Regions from separate parts of the Homo sapiens genome. Here region 2 is linked to region 1. The links are chromatin contacts, found by Hi-C or POLR2A ChIA-PET in ENCODE. All regions are on one chromosome and are shown on one strand. Each heading gives the region's core, a stretch centred on a gene start or an enhancer-like site at or near the end of the contact. The rest is flanking DNA. Distances are from core to core; before and after follow the strand shown. Region 1 holds the start of CRK (CRK proto-oncogene, adaptor protein). Region 2 holds the start of CAMTA2 (calmodulin binding transcription activator 2).

Evidence for each region. Hi-C counts contacts between places; a loop is a spot of excess contacts on that map. ChIA-PET counts read pairs that join two places held with the same protein, here RNA polymerase II (POLR2A).
Region 2: a loop to region 1 is called in a map of transverse colon, with 27 times the contacts of the local background. The contact joins the promoter of CAMTA2 here to the promoter of CRK in region 1. A Hi-C loop is called at or near these places in 1 of 168 maps with a recorded cell type or tissue (transverse colon). POLR2A ChIA-PET finds 5 or more read pairs at or near these places in 1 of 52 experiments (MCF 10A).

What each region holds. Positions count from the first base shown.
Region 1 is chr17:1,453,985-1,459,263 of GRCh38, reverse strand. It overlaps CRK (CRK proto-oncogene, adaptor protein), which reads left to right and starts at 3,032. Exons shown (of 3, transcript NM_016823.4): 1 at 3,032-3,387. The coding sequence starts at 3,147. RefSeq lists silencers at 2,724-3,223, 3,314-3,373, 3,484-3,613 and enhancers at 2,878-3,863, 4,998-5,279.
Region 2 is chr17:4,985,161-4,990,439 of GRCh38, reverse strand. It overlaps CAMTA2 (calmodulin binding transcription activator 2), which reads left to right and starts at 2,765. Exons shown (of 23, transcript NM_015099.4): 1 at 2,765-2,847; 2 at 4,154-4,248; 3 at 4,457-4,560. The coding sequence starts at 4,218. It overlaps INCA1 (inhibitor of CDK, cyclin A1 interacting protein 1), which reads left to right. Exons shown (of 7, transcript NM_001394789.1): 3 at 175-288; 4 at 511-550; 5 at 816-1,012; 6 at 1,496-1,661; 7 at 1,886-2,310. The coding sequence ends at 2,035. It overlaps CAMTA2-AS1 (CAMTA2 antisense RNA 1), which reads right to left and starts at 2,696. Exons shown (of 3, transcript NR_187235.1): 1 at 2,215-2,696; 2 at 1,848-2,024; 3 at 495-1,753. RefSeq lists a silencer at 2,746-3,285.

The DNA of each region.
Region 1 (5,279 bases), core at 1,783-4,282:
AGACCTCATCTCTTTTTTTTTTTTTCTGAGACGGAGTCTCACTCTATCGCCCAGGCTGGAGTGCAGTGGCTCGATCTCAGCTCACTGCAAGCTCCGCCTCCTGGGTTCACCCATTCTCCTGCCTCAGCCTCCTGAGTAGCTGGGACTACAGGCGCCCGCCACCACGCCCAGCTAATTTTTTTTGTATTTTTAGTAGAGACCGCGTTTCACCGTGTTAGCCAGGATGGTGTCGATCTCCTGACCTCGTGATCCACCTGCCTCAGCCTCCCAAAATGCTGGGATTACTGGCGTGAGCCACAGCGACCAGCTGACCTCATCTCTTAAAAAAATGATGATTATTATTTTAGAGAGGTGGTCTCACTCTGTCACCTGGGCTGAAGTGCTGTGGCATGATCATAGCTCAATACAGCCTCGAACTCCTGGGCTCAAGTGATCCACCCGCCTCAGGTTCCTGAGTAGCTGGGACTATAGCTGGATGTGCCACCACGCTCGGCTATAAAGAAAAACAATGTTTTTTGAGATGGAGTCTCGCTCTGTCGCCCAGGCTGGAGTGCAATGGCGCGATCTCACCTCACTGCAACCTCTGCCTCCCGGGTTCAAGTGATTCTCCTGTCTCAGCCTCCCGAGTAGCTGGGACTTCAGGCACCTGCCAGCACATCCGGCTAATTTTTTGTATTTTCAGTAGAGATGAGGTTTTGCCATGTTGGCCAGGCTGGTCTCGAACTCCTGACCTCCTGGCCTCCCAAAGTGCTGGGATTACAAGCATGAGCCACTATGCCTGGCCAGAAAAAATTTTTAATTAAAAAAAAATGAGCCTGGCCAATATGGTGAAACCCCGTCTCTACTGAAAATACAAACATTAGCCGGGCGTGGTGGCGGGTGCCTGTAGTCCCAGCTACTCGGGAGGCTGAGGCAGGGATAATCGCTTGAATCCGGGAGGCGGAGATTGCAGTGAGCCGAGATCACGCCACTGCACTCCAGCCTGGGCAACAGAGCAGGAATCCATCTAAAAAAAAAAAAAAGAGAGAGAGAGACTGTGGCCCAATTTTATGCTCTGAGCTAAACTGGGAGTTTGAACACCTGAAGACTGTTAAAAGTTTTACACAAGGTAGCAACACATTCAGATTTGTATACATATATATATATTTTTGAGACAGGATCTCCCTCTGTCACCCAGGCTGGAGTGCAGTGGCATGATTTCGGCTCACTGCAACCTCCGCCTCCTGGGTTCAAGCGATTCTCCTGCCTCATCCTCCTGAGTAGCTGGGATTACAGGCGCCCGCTAACACACCTGGCTAATTTTTGTATTTTTAGTAGAGACCGGGCTTCACCATATTGGTCAGCCCGGTCTCGAACTTCTGACCTCAGGTGATCTGCCAGCCACAGCCTCCCAAAGTGTTGGGATTACAGGCATGAGCCACGGCGCCCGGCCAGATCTGTATTTTAGAAAACTCAGTGGGAGTTGTTTGCAGTGCGATTAGGGGCAGCCAGACGAAAGAGCACCAGCGAGCACGACACTCGTAGGAACACAGTCCAGAGGCAATCATGAGGGCAGTGAGAGTAGGAGATGCCCCTGGCTACAATTTAGTGTTTAGAATTATCTGGGCAGGTGACCCCAAAGCCTCAAAAGAGAAGAGAACTCTGTACTTCACGTGGCTTGGTACACTCTGCTCCCTTTGCTTTGAATGTCCTTCCCCGCCGAGTGCGGTGGCTCACGCCTGTAATCCCAGCACTTTGGGAGGCCGAGGTGGGCGGATCTCAAGGTCAGGAGATCGAGACCAGCCTGGCTAACACGGTGAAACCCCATCTCTACTAAAAATACAAAAAGTTAGCCGGGCGTGGTGGCGGGTGCCTGCAGTCCCAGCAACTCGGGAGGCTGAGGCAGGAGAATGGCGTGAACCCGGGAGGCGGAGCTTGCAGTGAGCCGAGATCACGCCCAGGCACTCCAGCCTGGGCGACAGAGCGAGACTCCATCTCAAAAAAAAAAAAAAAAAAAAAAGAAAGAATGTCCTTCCCCATTTGTCATTCAGCAGTCAACACATGCTGCCTCCTCTGGGAAGCCCTCCTGGATTACTCCATAGACTGGCTGTGGGGGCTCTGCTCTGTGTTCATGTCCGTTTCCCATGATAGCGTTTGTCAGCATTTGTCATCCTTTTGTCATCCAGTTTCCTGGTTCCTCTCACTGGTCTGTGAGTTCGAGGAGTGCAGGGCCCAGCCATGATAACCTTTGCACCCGCAGTGCAAGTGGAGTGTCAACAACAATGTCCTAGGTGAATCAATGAAAATGAGAACGTCAGCTGGTCTGTGGAGAAGCTAGAGGAACGAGCAGAAACGGACCGACGTGGCCGGGCGCGATGTTTCTCGCCTGTAATCCCAGCACTTTGGGAGGCCGAGGCGGGCGGATCACCTGAGGTCAGGAGATTGAGACCATCCTGGCCGACATGGTGAAACCCCCGTCTCTACTAAAAATACAAAAAACAGCCGGGCGCGGTGGCTCACGCCTGTAGTCTCAGCTACTCGGGAGGCTGACGCAGGAGAATCGCTTGAACCCGGGAGCAGTGAGCCGAGATCGCGCCATTGCACTCCAGCGTGGGCGACAGAACAAGACTCCGTCTCAAAAAGAAAAAGAAAAAAGAAACAGACTGATATCGCAGGAAGCCTGGCCGAGAACTCAGGCCCCAGGGCCACACGCATCTTTTCTCCTCCAATTCTGTCTGGGAGTCGCTGCCTAGAAGTCCCAGGTCGTCCAGGAACCGGGGCCCAGACGAGAAGCACCGCTCTGTCCGCAGCGCAGGCGCGCGTCTCTGCGGGAGGCTGCGAGGCCCCGCCCCTCGGGCCCTAGACCCCGCCTCCCATCCCCCGCAGCCCGGGCCCGGGAAGGGCGGCACCGCCCATGAATCCGCATGCGCAGTGCGCGCGCGAGGGCGCCTTGCCCTTCTCCCAATGGCGGGCCGCGGGCCCCTTCCCGGCAGCCTCCCTCGGGCAGGGAGCGCGTCATTTCCGGAGGGGGAGGCCCGCGGCTGCCGCCGCCATTTCGGGCGCTGCTGTGAAGCTGAAACCGGAGCCGGTCCGCTGGGCGGCGGGCGCCGGGGGCCGGAGGGGCGCGCGCGGCGGCGGCACCCCAGCGTTTAGGCGCGGAGGCAGCCATGGCGGGCAACTTCGACTCGGAGGAGCGGAGTAGCTGGTACTGGGGGAGGTTGAGTCGGCAGGAGGCGGTGGCGCTGCTGCAGGGCCAGCGGCACGGGGTGTTCCTGGTGCGGGACTCGAGCACCAGCCCCGGGGACTATGTGCTCAGCGTCTCAGAGAACTCGCGCGTCTCCCACTACATCATCAACAGCAGCGGCCCGCGCCCGCCGGTGCCACCGTCGCCCGCCCAGCCTCCGCCCGGTGAGGGACTGACGGGACGGCGGGCCCTGGGCGGGGTGAGGGCCGCGGAACTCCCAGCCTGGCTGGCTGGTCCTCGAGAGCGGACCCTCGGGGGTCGTGGGCAGAGGGCTGGGTGACCGTGGCAGGGGCCCGCCGGCTGCTCGGGCTCGCTCTCACCCGGGGAGCAGGAGTGTGGGGGAGGAGGAGCCGCGGACCGAGGCCCCGGGGTGTGCCTGGGGAGGGCAGCCGCGGGGAAGGGGAACTGCTTCGGCCCCAGGGTGGGGCTGGCTCCCGGGCCAGGCGCAAGGGTAGGGCAGGGCAAGGCAACGTGGGGACAAAGAGCTGAGGGAGATGTTGGCACTGCGGGGGCATCACTTGGCAGCGGCGCCCAGAATGAATCCGATAATCCTACAAGTGGCTTTTAGGCTGGAAACGTTTCCTGCCGTGTTGGAGAGCCGGGTTTGGCCGTGCTCCCCTGGTGGCCTTTGGTAGGAAGTCACCACATACTGGCCGGGAGGGATGGAGACACCCTCAGGAAACCGGTCAATTTTTTCCTTTCTTGGGCATTTTTCCAAAATCTTTGTACCGTTCTCTTCCCCCGTGGAGGACGAAGGTGGTGAACTAAGTGCTAGAAGAAATAGTGGTAGCAGAAAGCCTTCAGTGACCAGCCCAACCCAGTTTAAGGCGATGCCTGGCTATGTGCAAGAGATCTAAGCGTCCAGAAGACTGTCCGCCGTTAGAGAGTTCTGGTTTTCAAAGTGTTTAGTGGAGGAAAGACATTTTATTCCACAAAATAAACCAGAAGTGAGGCAATGGAAACAGACCCTTCCCTGTAAGTGACTGGAACTTCATTTTCCTTGGACTTAAACATTGTCGGTGTGTACTTCAGGGCGTCACCTTGCTCAGTAAGATGGGGCTGCGGGCTGAGTCTTCCTGGATATTGGGAACAGACTCTACGCCAAGAACATAAATTACCTGCGCTGGGTTTTCCTTGCCAGGGAGGGATCCCTGAGATTGACTGTCTTACCGATGCCGTTGGAGTTGATTTGGGACTGTTTTAAGGGAATAGATAGATGCCCTTAGTACTGGAGATTTGTGAGGTACAAAGTAATTCTGGGGTTCTCATTGTATGTGTACCTGTGTAACAGCATCAGGAGTCCTCGTGCCTTCACGCTGTTGCCAAGTCGAAGCAGTTTCTTCTTGGCCAGCTGAGAATGGGTTCAGACTAGTCTCATATGAATCAGGAAGCTCTTGAGCCGTCCTTTGTAGACTTGCCCTTGTAGAATAGTTCTAATTTAGATTTACTCGCTCCGGCCAGAAATAGAGAATTGGATAGGCAGTCTCTTTGTTAACACACACCAATTTTTATTTTACTCTTTTCTAAGACGGAGTCTTGCTCTGTCACCCACGCTGGAGCACAGTGGCGCAATCTCGGCTCACGGCGATTCTCCTGTCTCAGTCTCCCAAGTAGCTGGGATTACAGGCACCCGCCACCATAACCAGCTAATGTTGTATTTTTCGTAGAGACGAAGTTTCACCAGGTTGGCCAGGCTGGTCTCGAACTCCTGACCTCAGGTGATCCACCAGCCTCGGCCTCCCAAAGTGCTGGGATTACAGGCAAGAGCCACCGCGCCTGGCCAACACATACTAATTTTTTTAAAATTTTTCTTATTTATTTCTTACTTATTTATTTATTTTGAGACGGAGTCTCTCTGTCGCCCAGGCTGGAGTGCAGTGGCGCGATCTTGGCTCACTGCAACCTTTGCCTTTTGGGTTCAAGTGATTCTGCCTCAGCCTCCTGAGTAGCTGGGATTGCTGGTGTGCATCACCACCACGCCCAGCTAATTTTTTGTATTTTTAGTAGAGATGGGGTTTTACCAGGTTGGCCAGATTGGTCTTGAACTCCTGATCTC
Region 2 (5,279 bases), core at 1,516-4,015, 3.5 Mb before region 1:
TTTCAAAGCAGAGGCCTTACCACCTTCTTCAGCTAAAGTGGTTAAGAGAGGACATGGCCCGAGGGAACCTGGGCAGCTTTATAGTCCCATGGAAAGATGGCCCCTGAATCCTTGGGATGAGTAGACTGCTGTAAGGGAAGAGCCAGACCCGAGCCTACCTTGTCCTCACCTCAGGTGTTCCAGGGTGGTCAGCCGATCTCCACCCCCAAGGTTGCCTTCCCAGAGCCTCAGACCCATGCCCCAGCGTTATGGAGATGTCTTCTGGAAGAACCTTAATCAAAGGCCCACGTGAGTAGAGGAGAAAATGGAAACTAACTGGATGTGGTCTTAACTGGATTAAACTACCATAAACCCATATAGCAATAGGCCCTAGTCTGCGGTTAATTTCCCACTGGCTGGTGGACATTGTAGCTCCTAATGACAGAAAGGAGGTCGGGAGAGATTATTAAAGAAGCAATATGGATGGACATGTCCCCTCTGCACTTATAGCCCCCTTTTTGTTCTTCACAGCCCCACTTGGCTGGAGGAGCAGCACATTCCACCCATGCTGGTAAGACAGACCCTCTGCCGTTTAACATTTCTCTGTTAAAATTGCACCCACTGCTGTCCTGTCCCAAGCTCTCCTTATTACCGCTTCCCTCTGTTATTCCCCAACCAGTGCACTGACCAGGCCTTCCTTTCTATGAATCAGTCATCATGTTTTCGAGATCACAGGGGTCTTCCCAAGACCCCAGACTCCCTACCTAGTTCAATCCAAGCTCCCTTGAGAGAGCCAGTTCTTCTTTCTAGCTCTTTTTCCCCATTCTCTGGCACAGAGAGCCACTGGTTGCTCCCAGCTTGGTCTGTATCCTCCTGAGCAGCTCCCACCCCCTGAAATGCTTTGGAGAAGAAAGAAGAGGAGGCCATGTTTGGAAGGAATGCAGCAGCAGGGCCTTGGGGGAGTCCCCGCCCGGGTGAGGGCTGTCACTTACCACCTGGAGGACCTAAGAAGGCGTCAGAGCATCATCAACGAGTAAGGAAGGGAGACATCTGGGTTCTGGGAGTCATGCAGGATTTGGGGGCAGAACAGTTTGAGCTAAGGAAGGGGTTGACAGCTTTGAGGGGAGGTTTGAGGGGAGCTTTGAGGGGAGGTTGCTTGGAAGGAAGCTGTGGGCTTTGGTGTGATTGAAACAGATTTCTGTAATATGGAAAGAAGGAGGGAACTGCAGTAAGGAGGATGAGCCACATGAGCTGGAAGGAGTGGAAACTAGATCACTGAAGACAGGAAAGCAAACCATAGAACTGGAGGACAGTGGGGAGGTTGGGGTCACCTCTGGGTTCCTAGACAATATGCTTCAGTCTGAGGGGAGCAGAAAATTGGGAGTGGAGGGTTAAAGGTCAAATGACAACTCCCTGGAGTCCCAGCAGGAAGTATTTCAGAACAGAAAGGTGAAGAATGGAGAGACAGGAAGCCTGGCCTCCAGGCACTTCTCTCCTCAGCCTAAAGTCTCCACAGACTGAAGAAGGCCCAGTGGGGCAGCTCTGGGGCTGCATCTGAGCCAGTGGTGCTTGGCGAAGAGGGCTGTGGATTCCCCAGCACCAATGAATACCCTGATCTGGAAGAGGAGAGAGCAACCTATCCACAGGAAGAGGACCGTTTTCTCACTCCTGGCAGGGCCCAGGTATTGTTGGAGTGGAACTGGGTGGAGTGAGGGAGTGATGTGGGTCTCTGGTCTTGCATGGAGATGCAGAAGCTGAGAGCCAGGCTGGAGAGCTGGATTTGAGAGAAACAAAAATAACGTAGGTGAGAACCAGAGACTTCGAGGTACCTAAGCTTGGGTACTAGGAAATCTGGAAAGAAGACCTACTTTTCCATTTTCTTTTTCAATTTCTCTCATCTTGACAGCTGCTTTGGTCTCCCTGGAGCCCCCTGGATCAGGAGGAGGCTTGTGCCTCCAGGCAGCTGCACTCTCTGGCCTCGTTCAGCACTGTCACAGCCAGAAGGAACCCCCTTCACAATCCCTGGGGGATGGAGTTGGCAGCGTCTGAAGAGTAAGGAGAAACCACCGATGCCGAGAGGCTAGTGGTGCCCCAGGGACCCAAGACTAGTTCCGTCACTAGAGTCACCCTCATTGCTGACATGAAGGCGTTTCCCCTTCCTTCGTCTCTCCAACTGCCTTTCCCATCCTCTGAACTAGGCATTAACAGCCCCCGTGGGCTCCCATCTCAACCCACCGCTCTCACAGGAGCACCCCAAGTCCTGTTTTCCTCCAGGCCCCGCTCCTGGCCTTGTATTCTCTCTGCTCTGTTATTAAAAAGCAAGCAAGTGGAGCCCGAGTTGTCTTTCTTCTTGGGATGCAGCGATGGAGAGGCCAATGGGGAAGGAGGGCTCCTTTCGCTTTCTCGAGGACCCAGCTACAATGAAGTCGGGCTGGGTCCCCAGACAAGGAGTCTTGTCCGAGGCGAGAAGGGTCCTGCTCCCAGTCCAGCGTTCCTCGCCCGGCCCCTCGGGTTCCAGCACTGGTGGGCTGCCCCCGCCCCGTTCTCTCGAACTGGGAGTCAGTCGGCCGAGCTTCCGCCTCCAGGACCCTGGAATCCTGCCCCTCAGTGCTGCTGCCCTTTTGGGGACTTCCCAGCAGTCTGTCCCTCGGCCTGGCTCAGAGCCCTAGAAGCCGAGTCCCTCTGCCCAGCGCCCCACCCAGAACTCCACGTGTGCTGACCCCAGGTTCCCTTCCTGACCCTCATCCCCTTAATTGGGAGGCCCCGCCCCGTGCGCAGTGACGTTAGACGCCGCTGTCAGCCGGCGCTGGGGGGGGTCGGTGTGGGGTAGAATGGCCGCTGCCGCCGTCACCCGCGGGACCCCGGGAGGTAAGAGCCAGGGCCTCTCGCCCGCCTCTCCGCCCCCGCGCCAGAGGGCGCAGCTCCTCCAGGTCCCGACGCGGAGCGCCGCGCCAGGGACCACCGTCCCTCTTCCCGGTTCGCCCTCACCTCCCGCTTCCGTCCTCCTCCCCCGCGCCAGGGGGCGCCGCTCACCGCAGGGCCCCACGGCGGACCAGCGCGTGCCGGGGACTGTCCCGGAGACCCCCGCACCCGGCACCTGCACTGTCCCTCGCCCACCGCGTGCCCGCGGACTCTGCTCCCGGCTTCTCCAGAACATCCCTCTATGCGGGCGGGACCCTCCCACCTCGGAGGTTCTCCTGGGACCACCACTCCGCCGGGGGGCCGCCCAGAGTGCCAAGCGTCCGATCCGGCGCCGCCCAAGTGCAGCCCAAGGACCCGCTCCCGCTCCGCACCCTGGCAGGCTGCCTAGCCAGGACTGCGCACCTGCGCCCTGGGGCGGAGTCCTTACCCCAACCCCAGCTTCACTGCACATAGCCGAGCCCGACGGGCCTCCTCCCATCTCCATCCTGGACACCTGGCGGAGCCCGTGCTGAGAGCCTCCGCCAGCTCCCATCTGTTCCCCGAGGAGGGCGGGGGGCTCAGGCTGGAGCCAGAGCGGTAGATGGGGTAGGCTAGGCCTGGAGGCCAGGGGAGGCAGAGGCGTTTGGGGAGAGGGAGCTACGTAGAGAGGGCTGTCAGCCGGAGGGTGGGTTGTCCTGAGGGTGGGAATCTGGGTGTCTGGCCCAGATTCTATCAGGTCCTAACCAACCTGGAGGAGAGAATAGGTTAGGTTCAGTTATCAGATCTGCCCTTCCCCTTGGAAAAATCAAACAGAGAAGGAACTCAGGGCGTGTCTTCTAAAGGCCTAGCTTCTACCGGAGGTAGAATCTCCTGCCCTGCCCCCAGGATCCAGGCTCTCTTGCCAAACCATCCTCCAAGGACCGGATGGCCTGAGTCCCAACCCCCAGGACCTGACCCAACCATAGCCCCAGTCTGTGCAAAAGCTCAAGGTTTAGGGCCTCTGAGGCCCAAGCCCTGCCAGTCTTCTCCCCGCTCCCCCACCCCAACCCATTTCTTCCTGCTCACTCTTCCTGTCCAGTCTGCTCACTCATATTGGCTCCGGGCACTGTGTGTTGTTCTCTCTTCTACTGTCACATCACAGTCAGCCCCTCCCTCCCTTTCCTCATCCTTCCCAGATACTATGACCCAGTTCTATACCCACTCCCTACCTCATACTTCTCATCCTGGATTAATGTGGGGGCTTCTGCCATGACCTTGTTCTCTCCCTTCCCAGCACAGACTCCCCCTCCCCCCGGCCCCTCAGGCCGGGGGTGACCTTGCCCCCTGGAGCCCTCACCATGAATACCAAGGACACCACCGAGGTTGCTGGTAAGTTCACAAACCAGGTTCCCAATGTGGCCACAGCCTTTCGTTCTCCCCACGCTTTAGTGGCCCTCTAATTCTTGGATTTTCTGTTCTCCTTAGTGAGGTTTCAGTTTTCCCCAGTGCTCTGTATTGCCTTCAGCCCTTTCCCCTTGGACTATCACAGGGATGCCCCAGGGTAGCACACTAAACCCTCCCTTCTAATTCCCTTTAGAAAACAGCCACCACCTGAAGATCTTTCTCCCCAAGAAGCTGCTGGAGTGTCTTCCTCGCTGCCCGCTGCTGCCTCCAGAGAGGCTACGGTGGAATACAAATGAGGTTTTCTAGGGAGGCTGGGGGTTGGGGCCCAGCAAGACCTAGTAGGCTGGAGGAGGGTGAGTGGGGGGTCTTTCCGTGTCTGTCAACACTCCTAAGTGCAGAGCACCATTCTAAGCTCTTTGGGGATCCTAGGAGAGGTATAAAAACATGGATCTTGGCCGGGCATGGTGGCTCATGCCTGTAATCCCAGCACTTTGGGAGGCTGAGGCGGGTGGATCATCTGAGGTCAGGAGTTCAAGACCAGCCTGGCAAACATGGTGGAACCCCGTCTCTACTAAAAATACAAAAAGCAGCCAGGCGTGGTGATGTACGCCTGTAATCCCAGCTACTCGAGAGGCTGAGGCGGGAGAATTACTTGAGCCAGGGAGGCGGAGGCTGCAGTGAGCTGAGATCACGCCACTGCACTCCAGCCTGGGTGACAGAGTGAGACTCCGTCTCAAAAACAAAAACAAAAAGACATGGATCTTGAAGGAGCCCTCTTTTCTGTGGCATAGCCACCTGGGTAAAAACAAAAGCTACTGCCAGTAAAGTATTCCTTACATACTGGGCACCGTGCTAAACATTTGGCCTGCCTTGTCTCATTTAATCCTCTAACGGTTCTATAGAGCAAGCCCTGTTATTGCTCCTATGTTATTGATGAGGAAACTGATTTACCTCATAGTTTATCTAACTTACTCCAGGGCCTTTTTTTTTGAGACGGAGTCTCGCTCTTGTTGCCC